Regions from separate parts of the Homo sapiens genome. Here region 1 is linked to region 2. A link is a loop called in an ENCODE intact Hi-C map of the cell type or tissue named here. Cell type or tissue: heart right ventricle. All regions are shown on one strand. Each heading gives the region's core, and the rest is flanking DNA. Links, peaks and the distances in the headings are about the cores only.

Region 1 (10,439 bases), core at 1,260-9,259, 68 kb before region 2:
CGTCCCCACAAGCACACAGGGACCCAGGGACTGTGCTCCAGAGCCCAGCTCAGCACGGTGGCAGACACGCAGTCATTATTTCATGAATGGAGGACTGCCTTCCCACTCCCTCCTGCCACCACCCTACTGGCTCTGGGGTCTGACTACCTGGGTCTGAATCCCAGCCTTATCCCACCCAGCCTTGTCCTACAAGGTAGATCTCTTCCCTTCTCTGGAGATCTCTTCCCTTCTCTGGGCCTCAGTTTCCCCCCAGCAGTGGGGTCTCGCACCTGCCCACGCAGTTGTCGTGAGGATGAAGCGAGTGTCCTTGCTCCTGGGTGCTGCTCAGACAGGTGCGGCCAAGGTCTGCCTCGCATCTCCGTTCTGAGCAGAACGGGCTTGAGTGGCACTAAATGCAATCTCCGGTTCAGACTCAGCCGGCCTGGAGGCCACCGCAGCCCAGGGCACTCGGGCAGGGGCCGAGGGCTCTGCATCCGCCCCATGAGCACCCCCTTCACAGCGCACAGGTGAGAGCAGTGGATTGCAAAGTCTCGGCCTCCTTACTCCCTGGCCCCTTGCCCAGTGTCTTGATTCTCATAGCAGCCCTGTGAGGCATGTCCTTATGGATGCCCTTGTGTTACAGATGGGGAAACTGAGGCTCAGAGATGTCGAATCACATGCCCAGGGTCACCCAGGAAGGACAGAGCTGGGGCTCAAACCCAGGCATCTGATGCCCAAACCTGTGTTCTTTTTTATTTATTTATTAGAGACAGAGGCTCATTCTGTTGAACAGCCTGCAGTGCAGAGGCGTGATCATACCTCACTGCAGCCTTGAACTCCTGGGCTCAAGCCATCCTCCCACCTCAGCCTCCCAAGTAGCTGGGACCGCAGACACCTGGCTAATTTATTTATTTATTTATTTATTTATTTATTTATTTATTTATTTATTTAGTAGAGACTGAGGTCTCACTATGTTGCCCAGGCTGGTCTTGAACTCCTGGCCTAAAGTGATCCTCCAGCCTCAGTCTCCCAAAGTGCTGGGATTACAGGCATGAACCACCGTGCCTGGCCCCAAACCCCATGTTCTTAAACACTGAAACTGAACTGCACCCTCCCATGGCAAGGTACCTGCCACTTTTATAACAGAAGCACTCTGAGTGTACCCCTAAAAGTTCCAAGAAGGAGGAGCTGGCTGCAAGAGATCCCCTGGCGTTGTTGAACTCCCAGAAGGCAAGTACCTGCCCACATATCCACGTCCTCAGGGGCCCCTCTCCAGGCCCCGTGTGCTTCTCTCCTGTGACAGGTTTGGGAGGAAGCCGATGCTGAGCTGGTGCTGCCTGCAGTTGGCCGTGGCGGGCACCAGCACCATCTTCGCCCCAACATTCGTCATCTACTGCGGCCTGCGGTTCGTGGCCGCTTTTGGGATGGCCGGCATCTTTCTGAGTTCACTGACACTGAGTGAGTCCCCGGCTCAGCGCGCTCCTGCCATGGGGGCGGGGGTGGCAGGAGAGAATGGGGCTCAGGCCGCCGCATGAGGCCTCACCTGCACGTGTCTGCATCCTTCAGTGGTGGAGTGGACCACGACCAGCAGGAGGGCGGTCACCATGACGGTGGTGGGATGTGCCTTCAGCGCAGGCCAGGCGGCGCTGGGCGGCCTGGCCTTTGCCCTGCGGGACTGGAGGACTCTCCAGCTGGCAGCATCAGTGCCCTTCTTTGCCATCTCCCTGATATCCTGGTCAGTATGATGTGGGACCTTTTCCTTAGGAGACCCAGGGTGGGAGGGGGACTCTTCACTTTCACCTCTCTGGCTGGCAGTAGGTCCAGAGACCTGGAGTGCCACAGAAGGGCCATGGCATGAGCGGCACCCTCGCTAGGGAGGGACATTGGTGATTGGCAGTCCTGGGCTAAGTGTTGCAGCCCGAGGTCCGTGGCTCCCATCCAGCCCAGACAGGCCAAGATGGGCTGGCACAGCATTGGCTCAAATGGTGATTTAAAAAATACATTTGTAACTAGTTGCTAACATTTAAAAATCAGAAGATTTTCAAAAACAAACAAAAACAGTATTTTTTACCTTCTTTGGAAAAACTGGAAGATCCAGGGGCACTGGGCTGAACTTCGGCCACAGTGGAAGCGGCCGCTCTCCCGGTCCCCAAGGCCCCACTGCCGCTGTCCCCTGGGCTGAGGCTGTGAGCATCGTCCTTCCTCAATACTTGCACCAGCCCCCACCCACCAGCTTCACTCCTTCACATACAGTGCGGACCAACATTGGATATGAAAATAGATTGTTGTCACTACAATTTTAGGGGCCGCAAAAATCCCTAAGGTCTGGAAATCCCTCCTTGGGTTGGCACTGAGGAAGGAGACACAGACAGGTGCAGAGGGTCTTAGGTGCTGGGGACACACAAGTGAACAAAACAGGCAAAAACCAGTGGCCCCGTGGAGCTTACGTTTCATACACAGATCAATAAGTGAAGAGGAAGGCCATCCCATAATTACAATAATTAGGCCATCCCCGCCACGCTGATCAGGTGTGTACCAGGTGCAGTTTATAACACTAGGTGCGTATTAACACACCTTCTAATAAGTAAGATGATGCGATTACCACCATTTTCAAATGAAGGACCGAGACCTAGAAAGGTTAGGTCACTCACCCAAGGTCACACACAGCCGGTGAATGCCAGAGGCAGGATTTGAACCTAGGCAGGCTAACTCTTCACCACTACGTCAGACTGCCTCCAGAAGTCCTTCTTAGCTTCCCTGCAAACAGGGCTGAGAGCCGGTGGGTTGGGCAGATCCTGTGCCTTCCACCAGGAAAGTGTTTCTCCTGGCCCACCTGCCCCTGAGGTTGGGGAGAAATAGACTGGTTTTATAAAATCACCTGGTTCTGCCTGGGGATATTTTAAATGTGCTAAAAAAAAAAAAAAAAAAAAAAAAAAAAGGCCGGGCACAGTGGCTCAAGCCTGTAATCCCAGCACTTTGGAGGCTGAGGCAGGTGGATCACAAGGTCAGAAGATCAAGACCATCCTGGCTAACATGGTGAAACCCCATCTCTACTAAAAATACAAAAAAATTAGCCATGGTGGTGCACACCTGTAGACCCTGCTACTCAGGAGGCTGAGGCAGGAGAATCACTTGAACCTGGGAGGTGGAGGTTGCAGTGAGCCAAGATCGCACCACTACACTCCAGCCTGGGTGACAGAGTGAGACTCCATCTCAAAAAAAAAACAAAAAAACCCAGCACCAAGTGACCTTTCTATCCTAGAAATAGCCCCAGAATCACTGGTGAAGCAGCCAACTCTAGGGACACCCATGCCCAGGCCACCTGTGCCCTGGCTGTGTGCAGGGCTCAGGTGGGCAGGCCCCGGGCAGCCAGGCGAGCCAGATGGAGGTGGCTCGCTTGGGAAGGTGGGCGGCCAGGCATTGGGACTCAGCTTTATTCTGAAACCGCTGGGGACTGCCAGGCTCCTGGCTGGGCAGCAGCGGCACAGAAGCATGTGCTTCCTCATCACTCATCTCAGCTGGAGGGTCCGTGCCCACTGCCCCTTTCCACCCCGCCCCGGGGGAGAGCCCAGCGTGCACTCCCAGCTACACACCTGCCTCCTTACAGGTGGCTGCCAGAATCCGCCCGGTGGCTGATTATTAAGGGCAAACCAGACCAAGCACTTCAGGAGCTCAGAAAGGTGGCCAGGATAAATGGCCACAAGGAGGCCAAGAACCTGACCATAGAGGTGAGATGCTGCTGTCTGCGAGACTTGACCTGGGACAGGACGTGCACTGAGGGATCATCCGTGTGGCCTCCAACAGCACCACCCACTCCAGCACCACCTCCACCAGCACCACCACCAGCATCTCCACAGACACCACCAACACCTCCATCACCACCTCCACACAGACACCACCACCACCACCACCAATCCCGATACCATCACCAACAGCACCACCACTGTCCACACCCACCATCACCTTCACTGCCATCACTCCATCACCACCAGCACCACCAATACCATCACTAACCCCACAGCCACCATCTCTGCAAAACATCTCCACCACCTTCACCACCATCGTCACCATCGGTAACAGCACCATCATTATCAACAGCACCCACACCGTCACCTCCATCACCCACCACCTCCACCTGCATGTAGCACGCACCCACCTCATGGGGGTTCTCGATGTGTCTGGGGAAACAGAATGTGTTTATTTGAAGGTAGCTGCTTTCAGGAAACAGGCGCTGCCAGAGATTAGAGTGAAGATGGGGTCGGAGGATAAGGGAAGGCTTCCAGAAGGAGGCAAGCTAGAGCTGAGAGGACCAGGGCTGAGTCAAACCTGCAGAAGAGCCAGGGCCTGGAGAGAACCTTTTCTGCCCCATCCCCTCCCCTTCCCCTAGGGATCCAGCTTCCAGAGGCCGAGGCCCAGGACAGGCTCCCCGTCACTCTGGCCACTTGGACACTGTTCTCTGGCACAGGGGGTGGGGCAGGGCCATTGCCCTACCATTCACGGTGCCCCCATTCTCCCCGGAAGGTGCTGATGTCCAGCGTGAAGGAGGAGGTGGCCTCTGCAAAGGAGCCGCGGTCGGTGCTGGACCTGTTCTGCGTGCCCGTGCTCCGCTGGAGGAGCTGCGCCATGCTGGTGGTGAAGTACGCCGTCCTGGTGTCCCTCCCCAAGGCAGGGCTGGGACAGGCAGGAGGCAGAGCTGGGACAGGCAGGAGGCAGAGCGTCCAGGGGAAACAGCACCCGCAGGCCTCAAGGGGGTGCATTTCTGTCTGGGACAGGACGCAGACAGCCCCAGCAGGCAGGAGTCCTGGCAGGCAGCAGAGAGGGACTATGCACAGGTGGGATCTGGAGGCTGCCATCTGCAGGAAGCCAGAGGAAAAGGCAGCTCTAGGCTGGGGGTCCCAGGGTCCCAGGGAGGTCCCAAGACAGAGGCAGAGCCAGGGTCCCTAGAGCCAGGGGACCAGCCACGGCCGAGGAGTACCACTGTGTGTCATCGTTAGAGACTTACCACTTTCCTAGAGACCATGGCCATGCTCCTAGAGGGTGAACCTGCATTCGCTGACCCCTCCATGCAACCCCACTTCACTGATGGGGAAAGAGGATCCCAGAGGGGTAAGGAACAAGCCCAAAATAATAGAGCCTGCATTGGAACCGGGCTGAGCTAACACTTGGCTTACCGGCACTGTCACTGCCAGGGCCCGCGCGACCAGACCCTGGCCCTCCCCGGGACCCAAGGTCATCTGGGCCCAGGAAAAGGCCCTTAAAACAAATTCAGTTCCGGTGACATCCAAAAGAGCATATTAAAAAGCAAGGACCAGTCAGGCGCGGTGGCTCAAGCCTGTAATCCCTCACTTTGGGAGGCTGAGGCAGGAGGATCGCTTGAGCCCAGGAGTTCAAGACCAGCCTGGGTAACATAGTAAGACCCTCTCATCGCTACTAAAAATCAAAAAATGAGGCAGGAGGATCACTGGAGCCCAGGAGATAGAGGCTGCACTGAGCTGAGATTGTGCTACTGCACTCCAGCCTGGGCGACAGGGCAAGATTCCGTCAAAGGAAAAAAAAAAAAACCTAAGGACCTGGTTTGATTGGGACTTTTATCTTGAAATAAAACTGAAGTTTAGGAAAACGTTTCTTTTATGCTATATTTAACCACATATGGGTTATGATGGCAAATACTTGCTACATCTTAGAACAAAGATAGATCAAATGCCTTTTTTAAAAAACTTCAATTTTTTTCTGATAAATCAGAAGGAGTGCTCTCACTGCAAACACCCGGGACCAGTTTTTTTTTTTAAAAAAAAAAAAAACCTTCCAGGATTCCTCAGTTCTCCCAGGGGCCGGCTCTGCAACCTTTGTTATTCAAATCAGAGGCTTTGAAGCTGGTGACCTTGTGGGTTTTCCTGTCTTGTTAACCCAGTTGTTATCTGTCCAAGGCTCCAGTGTCGGCCGCTTTGAGCACCAGCCCAGTGACTCTCACGTCACTCACATAAACTTCATGAAACACCGCGGCTTGTGCGATTTTACTCTGATGTTGTTGGGCTGGTGTTGTCCGATGTTTATTGGGTGATGCAATCAGGTGACGCCTAAGGGGAGGGCTGGGAGGAGCATCTGGGTTAAGCAGGGAGAGCACAGATTTTAAACGTGGCCGAGAAGAATTTTACCTTGCAGCCAGTTGTGGATCCAAATCCCATCTCCAAACCATGAGAATTTAAATACCGTAAATTCAGCTACTCGTGAGCCAGTGGGGTGGGGGAGTGGGCAGAAAGCAGACCCTGAGATGGAGAAGGGAAGGCAAGGGGAGATGCAGCCACAGCCTGGGCCCAGCCCAGCCCCTGGGAGCGTGGGAGCTGGGGCCTTTCTGGGTGGTCCCTCTGCCCCATGAACCAGTCACAGGCTGCTCTCCCCAGAGAAGGGGCAGCACTCCCAGGGGCTGGGGGACAGGCTCTCCATCCTGAATGTGGTCTGGGCAATGCAGCCCAGGGTCTCCCGAGAGGCCCTGTCCTGCCATGATTCCCATCTTCCAAGAGAAAGGCACAGTGTGACTGGTTATCAGAATCAAAGCCAGAGAGGGCTAGTCCGGAAGTGAGGGGCAGCTCAGAGGCCCCCGAGGGCAGACTTGGTCCCAGCCAGAGAGGCAACGCCCCAGCGCATCGCTGCCCCTGACACAAAGCCTGTGTGTGAAGGGATGGTGGAGCCACCCTGCCTGCCCTTTCCTGGAAGAGCCTGACGCTGGGGTTGTGTCCTGAGTTTGGCAGGCTTCTGGGATCGCTGGCCGAGACAAGCCCAGGATTGTCCTCCGGGGTTGGCCATGTCCTCCCAGGCAGCTCCTGGTGGGAGGTGCTGTTGCTGTTGGGGTGCCCTCTCCCCGGCAGGGCAGGGACCTGACTTCCAGCCTTGCCCGCAGTTTCTCTCTATTGATCTCCTACTATGGGCTGGTCTTCGACCTGCAGAGCCTGGGCCGTGACATCTTCCTCCTCCAGGCCCTCTTCGGGGCCGTGGACTTCCTGGGCCGGGCCACCACTGCCCTCTTGCTCAGTTTCCTTGGCCGCCGCACCATCCAGGCGGGTTCCCAGGCCATGGCCGGCCTCGCCATTCTAGCCAACATGCTGGTGCCGCAAGGTGAGGCAGGCGGACTGGGCGGTGGGACCGGGCCCTGCTTCCCCGCCCACCCCACTGCTCTGAGCGTGGGGCCACATCCCCTCCCTGGCCCCAGGAGCTGCCTCCCTGTTTTCTTTCTGAATGAGGGAGGCTATGAGGACCTGGAATCCCTCTCTGTGTCTCCTTTTATTGCTGAGGGTGGGAGACTGGGGGAAAGGGACAGGGCGGCACGTCGTGCGGTGGCGGCAGAGCCGGGAGGAAGGCAGGAGGCTGCCTTGCGGCTGGCAGAAGGCCTGAGCGGGGACGGAGGCGGCCGGGGCCCTGCAGGCTGCAGCGAGAGCCCAAGCTCTGAGCGCGAGCAGCTGCGAGGAAACTGACAACGGCGAGCACCTCCCAGCAGTTCAGGCACCTCCACGGAGCAACGCGTTGGGGAGGCCAGGCCTGCGGCCAAAAGGGGGCCCGGACCTCCGCCTCCAGGCCAGGGCTTCTGCCATCCCCACACAGGCAGGCTGGCGGGCAGCAGGAAGGCTGCTGTGGACCGGGCCCGGCGCTCTCTCCGTCATAGCAAGAGGCATCTCGGGACCCTAGGAGCCGCGGTGGGGGGCATTCTTTCAGTGCAGCCTCCACGGCCGGCCAGGCTCAGCTACCCTAGACCTGGCTGGGTTTCTGCCTGTGCCCCTCGGGCCCCTGCCGCGATATCGCATCCTATGCTCTGTCCCCCAACCCCAGCCCTGGGCAGCCCCGCACCAAGCCAGCAGGGCCGGGGACTTGTAGGGAGCCCAGGGTCCCCTCTGCTCCAGGCTGGCTGGCCGCACACTGACTAGCCCCTGGGTACCCTCCAGGGCAAACCCCACTCTCACCCCCTTCCTGTACCCAGATTTGCAGACCCTGCGTGTGGTCTTTGCTGTGCTGGGAAAGGGATGTTTTGGGATAAGCCTAACCTGCCTCACCATCTACAAGGCTGAACTCTTTCCAACGCCAGTGCGGTAAGCTGGGCTGCAGGCCATGCCCCAGGGCCAGCAGGGCCGTCCTGAGAGGGCGGTGGGAAGGGAAAGAAGGGTCTGGCAGCCAGGGAAATGCAGCCAGGGCCGCTCAGGGTCCCCCCCAGGACAGCTCTTCCCCTTGAGAGTCTCGACCCAGACAGAAGCAGTACAGTAGAGCCCTGGGGACATCTGGGCCTGTGTTTTCACACCATTTTGAGCCACAGAGTCATCTGTCCAGATGGAATCTTATAAGAATCCTGATTAGGAGACCAAGAGCTGCCCTGGTAGCAGTGGGGACCCTCAACTCACTTCCCACCACTCCTTCCCTGCCCCAAGAGAGCCCCAAGTCACCTCCTTGGAGCCCAAGGGCATCATAAAACACAAATGGAAAACCAGTGGTCTAGAGTCTAGGCCACCCCCACATTTGATATTTGGGTAAACTGAGGCTCGGGGTGAAGGACTGGCTCAGCAGAAGGGTAGGACTGGACTCCAGCTCTCCAGACTTTTAGCCCAATGTTCTTTCCACCACTCACTCATTTCTCCATATTTTAATTTGTTGTTTGGACAAGCATTTATTGATTTTGTTGATATCGTATGGAAAGCCTGAGTTGGGAGCTCAGTGGCCTAGCAGGAGTATGGAGAAGCCCTTAAGTTGCCCAAGAGTGGGGAAAATGAGGTGGGCCCTAGAGATTTCCCCTGAAACACTAGATGCAAAAATCTGGGTGGGCTCCGTGGAGGAGGTGGCATTAGAGGAGGCCTTGAGGAGGGCAATTCCCTCAGCCCAGCTTTCCTTCCCCTGGCATCTGTGAGCCCAGGATGTCTTCCTGCCACAGGGCCAGCTGTTACAGGGATCTGGGCCCTCCCCTTCACCCACAGGATGACAGCAGATGGCATTCTGCATACAGTGGGCCGGCTGGGGGCTATGATGGGTCCCCTGATCCTGATGAGCCGCCAAGCCCTGCCCCTGCTGCCTCCTCTCCTCTATGGCGTTATCTCCATTGCTTCCAGCCTGGTTGTGCTGTTCTTCCTCCCGGAGACCCAGGGACTTCCGCTCCCTGACACTATCCAGGACCTGGAGAGCCAGTGAGTGACCTGTGATCCCTGGGCATCGGGCTGGGCTTCCTCCTGGGCCAAGATGGAGACAGGCCTGGGCTGCCCAGGGCAAAGGCTCAAGAGTACCAAGGCCTGTGTTTCTGAAACCATTTAATCTTTCCAACAATCCTGCCAGAAATGTATTATTACTATCCCCATACTATTACTAGGGTCAGAGAAAGAAAGTGACTTATCCAAAGTCTCATGGGTAGAAAGTGATCATACCTCATGCAGGAAAATGTAATGGTTGAAAGCCCAGGCTTGGCAGCCAGGTTGCCTGGGCCCACGTTCCCCACCTGCCTGGGCAAGTGACTTAACCTCTCTCACCAAAACTGACAAAGGGAGATACAGATAGTCTCAACTGTCCTAGTGCAATTTTCCCACAAAGAATTTCAGGCCCAGACAGATCAACAGGTGAGTTCTTTCAAACCCTCAGAGAACAGATGGTGCCATCTCACACCCATTCTTTGACAGGGAGAAATGAGGGAGCACTCCCTGGCTGCATTTTATAGCCAGAACCACTTCTGTGGGCTTTAGCCTCCTCCTTTGTAAGATGGTGTTTAGAAAAAACAAACAAAACCCAGCCTGGCTCACAGAGTTGTTTTCAAGTTTAAGGGAAGTATTATTTTAAAGCACCTGGGAAAATGCCAGGCCTGCAGCAAGCACTCTGGACATGTGGTTATTGTGTCCTGGGTGACTGTTCACAGGGCCGCCTCAATTCTGATGGTGACCGAGGTCACAATGATAGTAATAATACTGAGTTCTTATTGTTTTATGTCACCTTATTTAATCGATACAACAACCACATGAGGTGCTATTACAGTCCAATTCCTTTGCCAAGGAAACTGAGATGCAGCAGGGTTATATAACTTGCCTAAGGACACCTGCAGAGACCCGGAGAAGCTGGGACTTCATTTTTTCTTTAATTTAATTGATTTTTGTTGTGTACCTACTATGTTTCAGGCACTGTCCCGCTTGGGTACACAGAAGGGAGTAAAAGCCTAATGCCATAGAGTTTACCCCCCAATAAGACTTGACCGCCATTTTGCCCCAAGCTCCGAGTACATACCCACTTCACCACATGGCACTGCTTTTCTTTGGATTATTCTAGGAAATCAACAGCAGCCCAGGGCAACCGGCAAGAGGCCGTCACTGTGGAAAGTACCTCGCTCTAGAAATTGTGCCTGCATGGAGCCCCTTTAGTCAAAGACTCCTGGAAAGGAGTTGCCTCTTCTCCAATCAGAGCGTGGAGGCGAGTTGGGCGACTTCAAGGGCCTGGCATGGCAGAGGCCA
Region 2 (10,439 bases), core at 826-8,825:
TCCTTGGCCGCCACAGCTGTCACCCTGTTGAACTTGGTCTGTCTGCATTCTCAAGGCTCCCTGCAAGCAGGGACTGAGTGCCCCGGACCTAGCACAAGCCCTGATATCTAAGTAGGTTGTCAACAAAGGTTATTGAACGCACATGACCCTGTGTTTCATTTTTGTTGTCACTTGTCTCTTCCTCCCTTTCACCATGTCCCTCACCGCCTTGGACACTGGGGGTCCTTTTCTCTGAGTCTCCGTGGCTACTCCTCTTCCTTCGTTAGATCTCCTAATATGGATCTCTGACTTGCTCTTTATAAGGACCTCGGTTCTTTCCTTGGCTCTGCCCGTGGTAACAGCCCTGTCTCCTTGCCAAGACACGTTTTATATTACTTCTGGATTTTCTCTCCTGTTTCTGCATCTGTCTCCCTCATTTCTGAACTCAACCTTTCCGCAATCGCATCAGATTCTCCTCACCTCTACCCTCCCTCCACTTCTCCCCCCACCCCCAAACTGGACCCTGGCCTTGCAACCTTCCCAGCTCAGCCCTGCACCCTCCCCCATAGGGGGCGCATTCGCACCACCACGGTCTCGCCCCGCCGCCACAAATCCCGACTTTTCCTAGCCACGCCCCTGCCCTAGTCCCGCCTCGCAAGCTTCGTCTCTCCAGTAGCCCCGCCCCAGAGCCGCTTAGCCCCGCCCCAGAGCCGCTTAGCCCCGCCCCGGTGCGGCCGCACTCCTATCAGAGGCCGCCACCCGCCCCGCCACCGCGCCTCCTCCGCGGGCCCGCGCCGCCTACCTGCCGGGTACCGCTCGTTGACCGGCCAGCTGTCCACCTGCAGGGTGGCGTTGCCGCCGCTTCGAGTGAAGCGCACCACGTGGTATTTGCCGTCGCTTACTATGGCGTTGGGCTCGTCGATGGTAATGTCGTCCGTGCCCACGTTAAAGATCACCCCCACGGTGCCCTGGTCCTGGGGACATGGAGGTGGAGGTCAGCGACCAGAGGGAGCAACCATTCATCCCTTCTAGTGGCTACTCCTGTGACCACCACTAGCCCAGCTCCGCAGCACTTAAGGCACCTTTCCCAGGTCTCAACCGCTGGAGGAGGTGGGCAGGCTCGCTCCCCTTCCCCACATGCAAGGGAGTAACTTGAGGCCGGAGGTGCGTGCAGAGCCTGGGCCCAGAGCGCCTTCCACTAACCACACCTGTCTCTTGCCTTTTGGTTTGTCCTGGATATTCACAAGTATTCACAGAGCACCTACTCTGTGCAAGGGCCACTGGGCCCAGACAGGGGTGATCGGGCCAAGCTGGGGACCAGCTCGGGGCATGGAGGGCAGAGGCCTCTCTAAGGCAAGATCAGCAGAGAAGTCCACAGAAGCCGGCCTCTGCCAGAGGAAGGTCTGACCCCCAGCCCCTCCCCAGTCCCCAGTCTCCAGCCTCTCCTCCCTGGTATGCTCTGTACCAAGCAGGCCCCCAGGGGGCTTCCACCCACACCAGGGCATTAGCATGCCTCTCCTGGCAGCCTCTCAGGCCCAAAGTAGGTCAGGCTCTGAGTGTGGGGGTGGACCCTCTGCAGCCATGGGGGTGGAGGTGGGGGGTGTGGACTGTGTGTATGGTGGGATGGACACCAGAAGAGCTGAGGGTCAAACTATGCTAGACTGACCAAGAAAGGGGATCGTGGGGGTTTCGGGGTAGGGGGTGGAGCTAGGGGCTGGGGAAGGACAGGCAGAGGACAGACAGGGACGGAGGCCTGGAGAAGGGGAGCAAAGAGCCTAAGCAATCTCTGGGACCCAGGCCCACGGGACACTCTGCAGAGGCAACCCAGGATCAGCCCAGGAAGAGTTCTGCTTGTGGTGCTAGAGTGGGAGGGAGGGCTTCACCAAACCCTAAATCATGCCAGGCCCTGAGTGGGTACTGTACACGCATGCTCTCTTCCCTACACCAACCCGCTGAAGAAGCTCATAGCTCCCCATTTCATCAAGAAAGAGACTGAGGCTCAGCATAGTTAAATAACATCTCAAAATCTTGCAGCTCATGAGAAGGAAGCCCCAGATTTGAACCCCAGCTAGTCTGACTTCAAAGCCAGTGTTCTCTCCCTTTGCCCACCAGTCTAGGAAGACCCTGACTCAAGGAGGTGGGGGTGTGGGATGATCCAAGAGGCTGCTGAGGCCTACCTTCAACACCAAAGGCATCTAACCAAGCCAACGAAGGCCCATTAGGTACTAAGCCTGAGCCCCTGTTTCACTTCCCTGCACCTCCCAGCAGCACTCCTGAACGCGGTCTCAGCCCTCCTCCCACACGGAACAGACACTCACACAGGTTCACTCAAACCCCCTGGCTCACACACTCTCAGGCACCCAACCCATCATAGAAACACACTACACTCCTGGGGTCTTCTTGAAAGACTGCCCCAGTCTGGCCTGGACATGTGGAACATTCAGCTGCCACCTCCTTCCTGCATCTAGCAGAGCCGAGAGGCTTGGTGGCACTGGGGGTGTTGGCAGGGGTGGCTCACAGATGGGGCAAGGGTTGGGGTTTGGCAGAGAGAGTTGGGGGACAAGGTTTGCAGCTGTGGCTCAGGAGACCCATGTCCTATCCCTTCCCACTTGTGGGGTCCAGTTGTCTCCTTCTCAGAACCTGGGAAAACCACATACATATATGCATGCATGCACGCTAACACACAGATGCATGCACACAGTCATACATGCATGCAGCCTCTCTCCTCAGATGCAGTAAAGCAGGGAAACTGAGGCTGGGCTTGCCTAACAAAGAGTATTAGCAAGCCCCACCCATTCACCACCCACAGACTGACAACATCCCCAGGGAGACGGGCTGATCATCTGCTCCCCACACACGGGAAGGAACAGTCGATCCTCCTCGGTACTATTGTTAGTAATAATACCACCCAGAATAGTATCAGCTCCCTGGATTCCTCTGAGGATTTCTCCCCACAGGCTCAGCCCAGGCAGTGATGGTGGTCAAGGAGCACATGCAGTCTGAGAGCCAGGCTGGCAGAGTGCCGGCCAGGGAGCTGGGAGGCAGGACACCTGGGTTTCCTAGGAGGCAGTCAAGCTCAGGGCCCTGCACTCCGGGGGAGAGGCAGCTCCCCAGAGCCTCTCCCAGTGTGAAGTCAGTTGTCACTTCTGTTAAAGTCATTAATTCCTAATTCCCCAATTACCTCATTAGGCGGCGGTGGGGAGAACGAAGCCGCTCCTACAGCAAATAATTATGGGAGTCAAAATTAATTTGGCAAAGTGGAGCGACGCTTTATTAGAAACGTCAAATTGCTTTTCTCTTATTTTGCTGCCGCCTCCCCACTCTCTGAGAGCTGCTACTGACGCTGTGGTGGGAGCTGATGTGTCACCAGGGGAGGAAGGGGTTTGGGGGCTGCCCCCAGGGGGCCTCAGCCCATCTGGTGCCCACCTCCCACCTCATGGCTGGCTCCTCTCATGGACCCCCACCCTTGCCAGGCCTCTCCACCCTCAGGCAGACCCCCGTCTTCCCTGCCCTCTGCCGTACCCGGCACCAGTACTTGTTCCTCCATAGCCTTGCACCTTTAAGGCCTGTTCACAACTGTTGGGAGAGAAAAGGAGGAAATCCCTTCTCCTCGCATCCTGATCCCCCTACCCTTTCTCCTCAGTACTAGGGGAGCCCTACGCCCTAACCTAACAGGCACAGAGGCCCACAGTCCTGCCTAGGTAGCTGATCAGAGATGGTCGGGATACTAGCTAACACAGCATGCTCCCTACGTTCTTCACATAAGTGATCTCCTTCAACCTCCAAACATCCCTCTGTCCTCTTCCTATGCCACTCCATAGATGGGCTAACTGAGGCTCAGACAGCTGCGGTGACTTGCACAAAGACAGCAAGGAAGTGGCAAAGTTGGGATTCAAACCCAGACCATCTACTGCAAGCCATGCAGAGCTTCGCATGAGGGAGAAGAGAGAGAAGGAGCAGCCCTCACTCACAGAGGACACAGGGAAACCCAGTCACACCCCGCCACCCAGAAAGGCAATTGAAACAACTGCAAACACCACTACATGGGGAAATACACATCTATAGATACACTCCATCAGAAATCATGAGATCCAGTCTCTGTCTTCATCCCCCACTGTCACAGCCGTCACTCCTGACACACATCACCATGCATCCAGTCCCACACTGTCGTCTACAGCCACACTGTCTTTCGCTTGCCAGCTGCCTCTCACCATTCTAGATAACTGCCTGTCCCGCTGACACAGGTACAGAACTTCCAGGCCTCTTCTTGGGCCTGACTACTGTTCTGCTTGCTAGTCCTCCTTCTGCACCCCTTCCTCATCCGCTGCCACTTCCACCCCAGCTCTGCTCTGCCCACAGGAAGTCTCCCCTCATGCTCCTTCCTTCACACCCTGGTGTTGGGGTGGGGTGCAGACCTGGGATGCTTAAAAGCTACTGTGTAATGAAGGCCAGTGGCTGCGTTCCCAAGCAGATGGGGAGAGATCAGAGCCCAAACAAGCCTCTCCCCTGGCTTCCTCTCTCCCCTTCCAACTAACTATGCCCTCCTGAAAGCCAGGGGCCCCTCACCCAGAGCTTTCCAGCCCACAAAGCCTGGCCAGCCTGCCTGATCCCCACAGCACAGGGGTCCTGGCCAGGGTGAGCATGTGAAATACAGGCAGGGAAACAAGGTGGCTGTTAGGGGCCAGAAATGTACAGATGAAGACTGAGGGCAAAGGCTCGGGATTGAGGACTGTGGGGAGGGGTCAGGGGAGAGGTTGAGACCAGAAATGAAATGGAGCAATACCAGAGGTCGTAGGGAAGGGTGTAGGGCAGAGCCAGAGATGGGGGAAAGGGCAGGGAAAGAAAAGGGGCCACTTGCAGACTAGAGTTCAACAGGACTCAAAACGGTGAGTCAAGGAGCTGCAGATATGGTAGGAGGCCCAGAGGGAGACCCTGGGAAGGAACCAAGGTCAAGGTGGGTAGCAGGCACAGGGAGGGGCTAGGGCTTCTCCCTGTGGAGCTGAGCAGAGAAAGGCAGAGCCAGGTGGGAGCTGAGGTCAGGGTGAGGATGTGGGGCTGGGCCAAGAGGTCAGTGAGGAGTGAACCTGGCTAGAGAGGCAGTAAAGGAGACAGGGTAAGGGGGCTGCTGGGAGGGCAAAGGTCACGGAAGCAGAAGTCAAGGGCAGCATAGAGGCAGGGGCAGAATCCAGAGGCAAGATGAAGCTGCAAGGGTGGGCTGCCCTGGGGCAGGTAGGTATGAAGGAGGGGCAGGAATAGGTGCAGGACACAGTAGGCTGGCCTAGCTGGTCTAGGAGTGAGCAGGCAGCAGCCCAGGGGAAGTCACAAATGTGGGACACCTCCGAAGGCTACAGGAGAATGGCCTGGAAGTCCCAAAGAGGCCCTTGACTACTTTTAGGAAGGTCAGAAAACACAGGTGGTCTCAGGGAGTGGGGAGCTGGAGAAATTCGAATCAGATGGGAGGGTGGATCTGGGAGTCTTGGTGAATAACTGAGAGAGGGAAGGGTCTCAGAAGCAGAACTTCTTAGCAGGAAGCTCCAGCAATGAGGGAACAGAGGTTCTGAGGGTTCCCCATGAGGGAAGACTTGAGGTGCTGATCCCATGGCAATGAGGGGCTGAACTGATTTGGGAGCAGGAAGCTTGAGGTTGAAGGGTTGGGGCCCAGGGTCCTTACGATGTGCAGCTGCAGGTAGTCTCCAAGGCCGGAGGCGCTGTCCACCCGCACCAGCACAGCGCTCCGCTGGTGGGTGCTGAAGCCCACGGCCAGGCGATCCATCCTCGTGCTGGGCCTGTCATTGGGGGGCCACGTGTAGGTGATGAGCGCTCCCCCCTTCCCAAAGATGTATGTGGTCCCGGCTGCAGAGAGAAGGAAAGGGAGACAAGAAGAAATGACATCAGGAGGACGAGGTCAGCAGGTCCTCAGGGTTGTGACCAGAGGGATGGAACCCCAGGTCTAGATGTGGGACTTCAGCTGTGATACCCACAGCAGCCACCAGCCCTGCCACCCCAGGGAGAAGTTGGCAGGCGGGTGCCTGGGTGAGAGCCTGTGCACGCGCACAGACAGATGTAGCTGCCTCATCAAGAATGCTAGCTTTAATTACAGCAAAATAGAGAGGTAATAGAGTGACACAGAGAGAGAGCCCAGAGAGAAGCTGTAAGGAGACTGAGAAGACAAGAGTGCTGTGGGCAGGAAAGACCCAGGGGGCCCAGTCCTGACTAGCTCCACTTCTCCCAGGCCTGGCAGAGGTGACAGATCCAAGGTGTGTGCTTCTTTGGGGCCAGAGCTAAGCAGGCACCAAGGAACCCCAGGTGATGGCAGGAAGATGAGCAGAGCTGTGTGCAGCTCTGACTCACGGCCAGAGCTGGCGCCCTCCAACATCTCCCATCCCAACCCCTCTCCTGGCTTGCCCAGGACTCCCTGCTTCCGCCCTCACCCAGGGGGCTGCCTGGGTCCCAAAGCAGGAAGGTCCTGGAGCCCTGCCCAGAAAGGAAGAGACAGCCATGAGGTGGGGGTGGGGGAGGGGGGAGAGGGGAGATTGACAGCCAGAGGAGGAAGGAGGCAGAGAGACAGATGGACAGAGAAGGACAGAGAGGGGTGTAAGTGAGAGAAACAGGAGAGTGGGAGCCGGAGATGAAGGCTCCCTCTCCCAGCCCTCCCCTACCCCACCCTCTCTCCCCTTCTCCTTCTCTTCTTCGCCAGCCGGCTGCTGGGGGCGGGTGTGAGGTCCCTAACGATCTCAGCCCCAAAATAAACCCCATTAGTCGCCATGTTCCCTCCTGCGGCTGACTGAGCTCTCTGGGGGTGGGGGTGGGGGTGGGGGGCTGGTCACCCAGTTTCCCGGAAAGGAGCCTTGTCTGGGAGGCCTGGAGGACTAGTACTCCATGGCCTGCAGAGAAGGGAAGGGTAGAGAACAATCTTGCATTCTTTAGAACATAAATGGAGCAGATGAGATTCATAAAATGCTTAATTAAATAATTAGCCACTAATGACTCCTCACAAAGCACTTCTTGTGAGGAGAGGGGTTCAAGGGAGGACTTAAAGAAGGAGAGAAACAGATGAGGCCTAAGGGCAAAAGCCTAGACAGGGAGAAAATGTCAGTCTGGGGGTGGGAGAACTCTGGAGTCAGGAACTAGGAGCCTGCAGTGGGGGGCAGGAGGGCCTGCAGCACTTCTAAGGAGCAGGCCTTGCCAGCAGCCAAGGAGGTGGCCCAGTTGGTAACACTAGGCCGGGTTCCCTCAGGTACCTCGGGGTCTCTCGCCTCAGGGACTTGAACCCCCTTGTAGTTGGGGCAATCAGGGGTGAGGAGGCTCCATCCCAGGGAGCTCCTAGGACCCCAAAGGGGAGGGGCTGCCTGAGTGCTTTGGGGGGAGCCACCATCTGCAGGCCCAGGGAGGTGCTGAGGAGAGAAGGGAAGATTGTTGCCTGGTTCCCAAAGAGGTAGTGAGGCCAGCAGGGGGTTGGGGGAAGCAGGAGCCATGGGTCCCCTTGCTGTTCCCCAGAGCACCCACCATCAACACCTTCCATCCCCCCAGAGTGAGAGGTGACCCTGGGAGGAAGGGCAGGAGGGAAAGAACCACCTGGATGGCTAATAACTGACATCTCACCTCTGCCTGTGGCCAAGAAACCACCCCCAGCAGACAGAGGGGGCTTGGCTCTGCCCTCCCCAGACCCAGGTGTCCTTTCTACCTGAGGGCCCTGGAGCACAGTGGTGAGCACTGAACCCTCAGGATGGGGCCCCAAGTCGAGGGCGGAGAGTTGGCTGACAGTGGGGTATGCAGTGACCCCCACCCCCACCCCATGTGGTCACCTGCCTGGAAGGGCAGCGCCTGGAGGTGGGGAGCCCAGTAGGCCTCAGCCGGTAACGGTCTCTCCACTCCCAGCACTGCAGCACTCTGGAAAATCGGCTGTTTCCATGACAACTGTAATACCCAGGGTCCTCCTCCCCACTCCACACAAGATGCACATCTGAATTTGGGGGGTGGGGCGGGCCAGGGGAGCAGAGATGCTGACCTTCCTCCACACACATTCCTACCCTCACCTTCCTGATCAGAGGCTGCAGCCTCTTCACCCCTGGGCTCCAGGGCCTCCCATTCAGAGAAGGCTTTATTGGGTTTCTTGATCCCTCAGACCAGGGAAGGAAACCAAGTCTACCTGCAGGCTGCCTCCAAATCCCCCAGGTCTAGGAGAAAAGAGGCCCTTTCTCTTCACTTCCCACCCCAGATTCCAGACAGCAAGCACATCACCATGGACAGAGCCCTGTCTGTGCCCAGAGAGGGCGGGAGGAAAAAGCCGGCCAAATGCCCCACTGGGCAGGCAGTGAGGCAGGAGGGATCAGAGGCGGTGCCCAGCGCCCAAGCCCCAGGCCCCACACCCACACACAGGCGGCGACGCACCCAGCTGCACACAAAGACCCAGCGTAGAGAGGCAGACCCCCGACAGGAGGCGAAGCAGCCAGGAAACATGGCGGTGAAGGCACAAAGACAGACCAGGGAAGGCGGCCCCAGGACAGGGACTGGCCAAGCGTGGGACAGGGCGCACGCGTCCCCGCCCCCGAGGCCCGCGGCGCACAGGCTGCCCAAGCCCAGACCTCCCCTGGGATTTATCACCCAGCCGTTCTCACACTGCTGCCAGTTTATTACGCTGGGCGGGTCTGTTAAAGCCTAAGGGCGTTTATTACACTGTGGGGGGACTGGGCGGAGAGACACTTCTTGGGCAGAAGAGGTGAAGGATGAATGGTTTATTGGACTGGGGCGGCAGTAATTACCCTGGGGAGACATTTCTCTCCCCAGCACCGCGGCTGCCTCCGGAGCGCAGAAGGCTGGGGTTCGGGAGACCGCGGGGCTGGGAGGCGTGGCTTCCGCCAGGCCCCTCCCCAGCCGCGCTCCGGAGGCGCCTTCAGCCTCTCACCCCGGCAAGCTGTCCTCGGCCCTGCCCACGGACTCCCCCAGGGAAGGCACAGCTGTCTTCTAGGAGACACGGAGCGCAAAATAGGGCACCACATCTAGAACCTGACAGGCTCCAGAAAGGGTCTGAAAGGCAAGAGGGGCCTAAGCCAAGGCCCAAAAATGTTGCCCAAGGGTGGTGTAGACCAATTGTTTTTGACCTCTCTAGGAAACCACCAGTGAGCTGAATTGTGCATAACATTTCAGAGAGAACTACACACCTGAAGCCTAAGGCAAGAAAGCCTCTGGCCAAACACAAGATGCCATAGGCCCAGGTTCGGCACCTTCTGCCCATGTCCAATATAGTCTCCTCAATACCTCCTAGACCCAGAAATTCACTCATCCAGTGAAATACTCTAAATGTTCAAGAATATTCCATGCAGTCCCACACACACCTGCATTCTAGAAAAAAACCAACCAACCATTAATAATGGTTAGCTAACCCAGACCCAAACAACATAATCATCCATGTAGAAAACCACCCATGCAGTGATGCCCCTGTGGTTAAAACTACATGTGCAGAACCTCTGCCTGCCTGTGTGCCTGCAGCATCTGAAGCCATGAAAGAAAACCTTCTGGAATATCTAGACTTGTGAGAGGATAAAACATCCTGCACAACCCAGAAAAGCCATGGCCCTAGTGCTCGCAGCCCACACCAGCGCTTTGTACATGAACCTTTACATCCCAGATAGAGAGATCTCTAATGGTCTAGATCCCTGTGCTCAGCTGTCTCTTGATCTAGGATCCCAGAACACAGCCTTTCAATTCCTAACCCCCTGCTTGGCCATAAACCATCCAGTCAGAAATCCAAGTTAACACACCCTGTTCAGAAACAAAATAAATGCTAGCCCCCTTTATAAGCTGGAGTGATAAACCTGGAACCCATGGAAGCTACTGACTCAGAAATTAGCAGGGATTGACCACTCCATTCCTGGCCCGACAGTACCAGAAATGAACACGGTGGGGTGGGAGGAACCTCAAGGACTCTGAAACCAGAATTGGGGATCCAGGACCAGGAGAGTGTCACCCCTGGGCTCAGCTCATTTTTAGGACCCAGGTGTGCCAGTCCTCCCATGCCCCAGACAGACATCAGGTACAGGAGTGGCAATGGGTGTCTGGCAGGTAAGGACATTATGTAACAGGAAGAGTTGGGGGGGATGGCAGGGTAAATGGGGGATGGTGTGAAGAGAAGAGAGGAGAGAAGGCAAGTAGAAACACAGTGAGACCCCAAAAGAAGGCAAGTGGAGAAGCTGGTGCAGAAAGGAGAGAGGCTGCCTCCCACTGGGGATGCTAGGGAGACACTGGGCAGAGAGGAAGCCTGGCCTGGAAAGGCCTCCTGAGCTGGCCTGGTCCTCCAGCCAAGTGTAGGGTCCCAAGAAGAGCCTGTCTTTTCACCTCTCCCACCATGGTTAATGGTTAACGGGAGCAAAGGTGGGGTTCAGCCAGGACAGGTGGCCTCATCCCTTCTCCTCCTTTCCTTGGGCCCTCGTCCTTCCTCTCAGCTGCCCCACCCTTCACAG

Evidence for each region. Peaks named below come from ENCODE experiments on the same cell type or tissue, not always from the same donor. Only the 100,000 strongest peaks of a DNase experiment are listed, where the experiment ranks them.
Region 1: a loop joins it to region 2, with 1.9 times the contacts of the local background. A loop is called at or near these places in 28 of 110 quality-filtered maps.

Annotation. Positions count from the first base shown.
Region 1 is chr11:64,560,722-64,571,160 of GRCh38, forward strand. It overlaps SLC22A11 (solute carrier family 22 member 11), which reads left to right. Exons shown (of 10, transcript NM_018484.4): 3 at 1,283-1,437; 4 at 1,546-1,714; 5 at 3,587-3,707; 6 at 4,501-4,616; 7 at 6,878-7,092; 8 at 7,949-8,057; 9 at 8,931-9,137; 10 at 10,258-10,439. The coding sequence ends at 10,321. Among named protein-coding and RNA genes, the nearest start is that of SLC22A11, 10 kb to the left of the region's middle. RefSeq lists an enhancer at 4,093-5,062. In heart right ventricle, for the core only: no CTCF peak of the experiment used is centred there; a DNase peak (open chromatin) is centred at 6,020; H3K4me3 peaks cover 369 bases.
Region 2 is chr11:64,629,621-64,640,059 of GRCh38, forward strand. NRXN2 (neurexin 2) reads right to left here. Exons shown (of 23, transcript NM_015080.4): 18 at 5,651-5,832; 19 at 782-953. Among named protein-coding and RNA genes, the nearest start is that of NRXN2-AS1, 9.0 kb to the right of the region's middle. RefSeq lists an enhancer at 7,598-8,166. In heart right ventricle, for the core only: no CTCF peak of the experiment used is centred there; no DNase peak of the experiment used is centred there; H3K4me3 peaks cover 492 bases; H3K27me3 peaks cover 4,060 bases.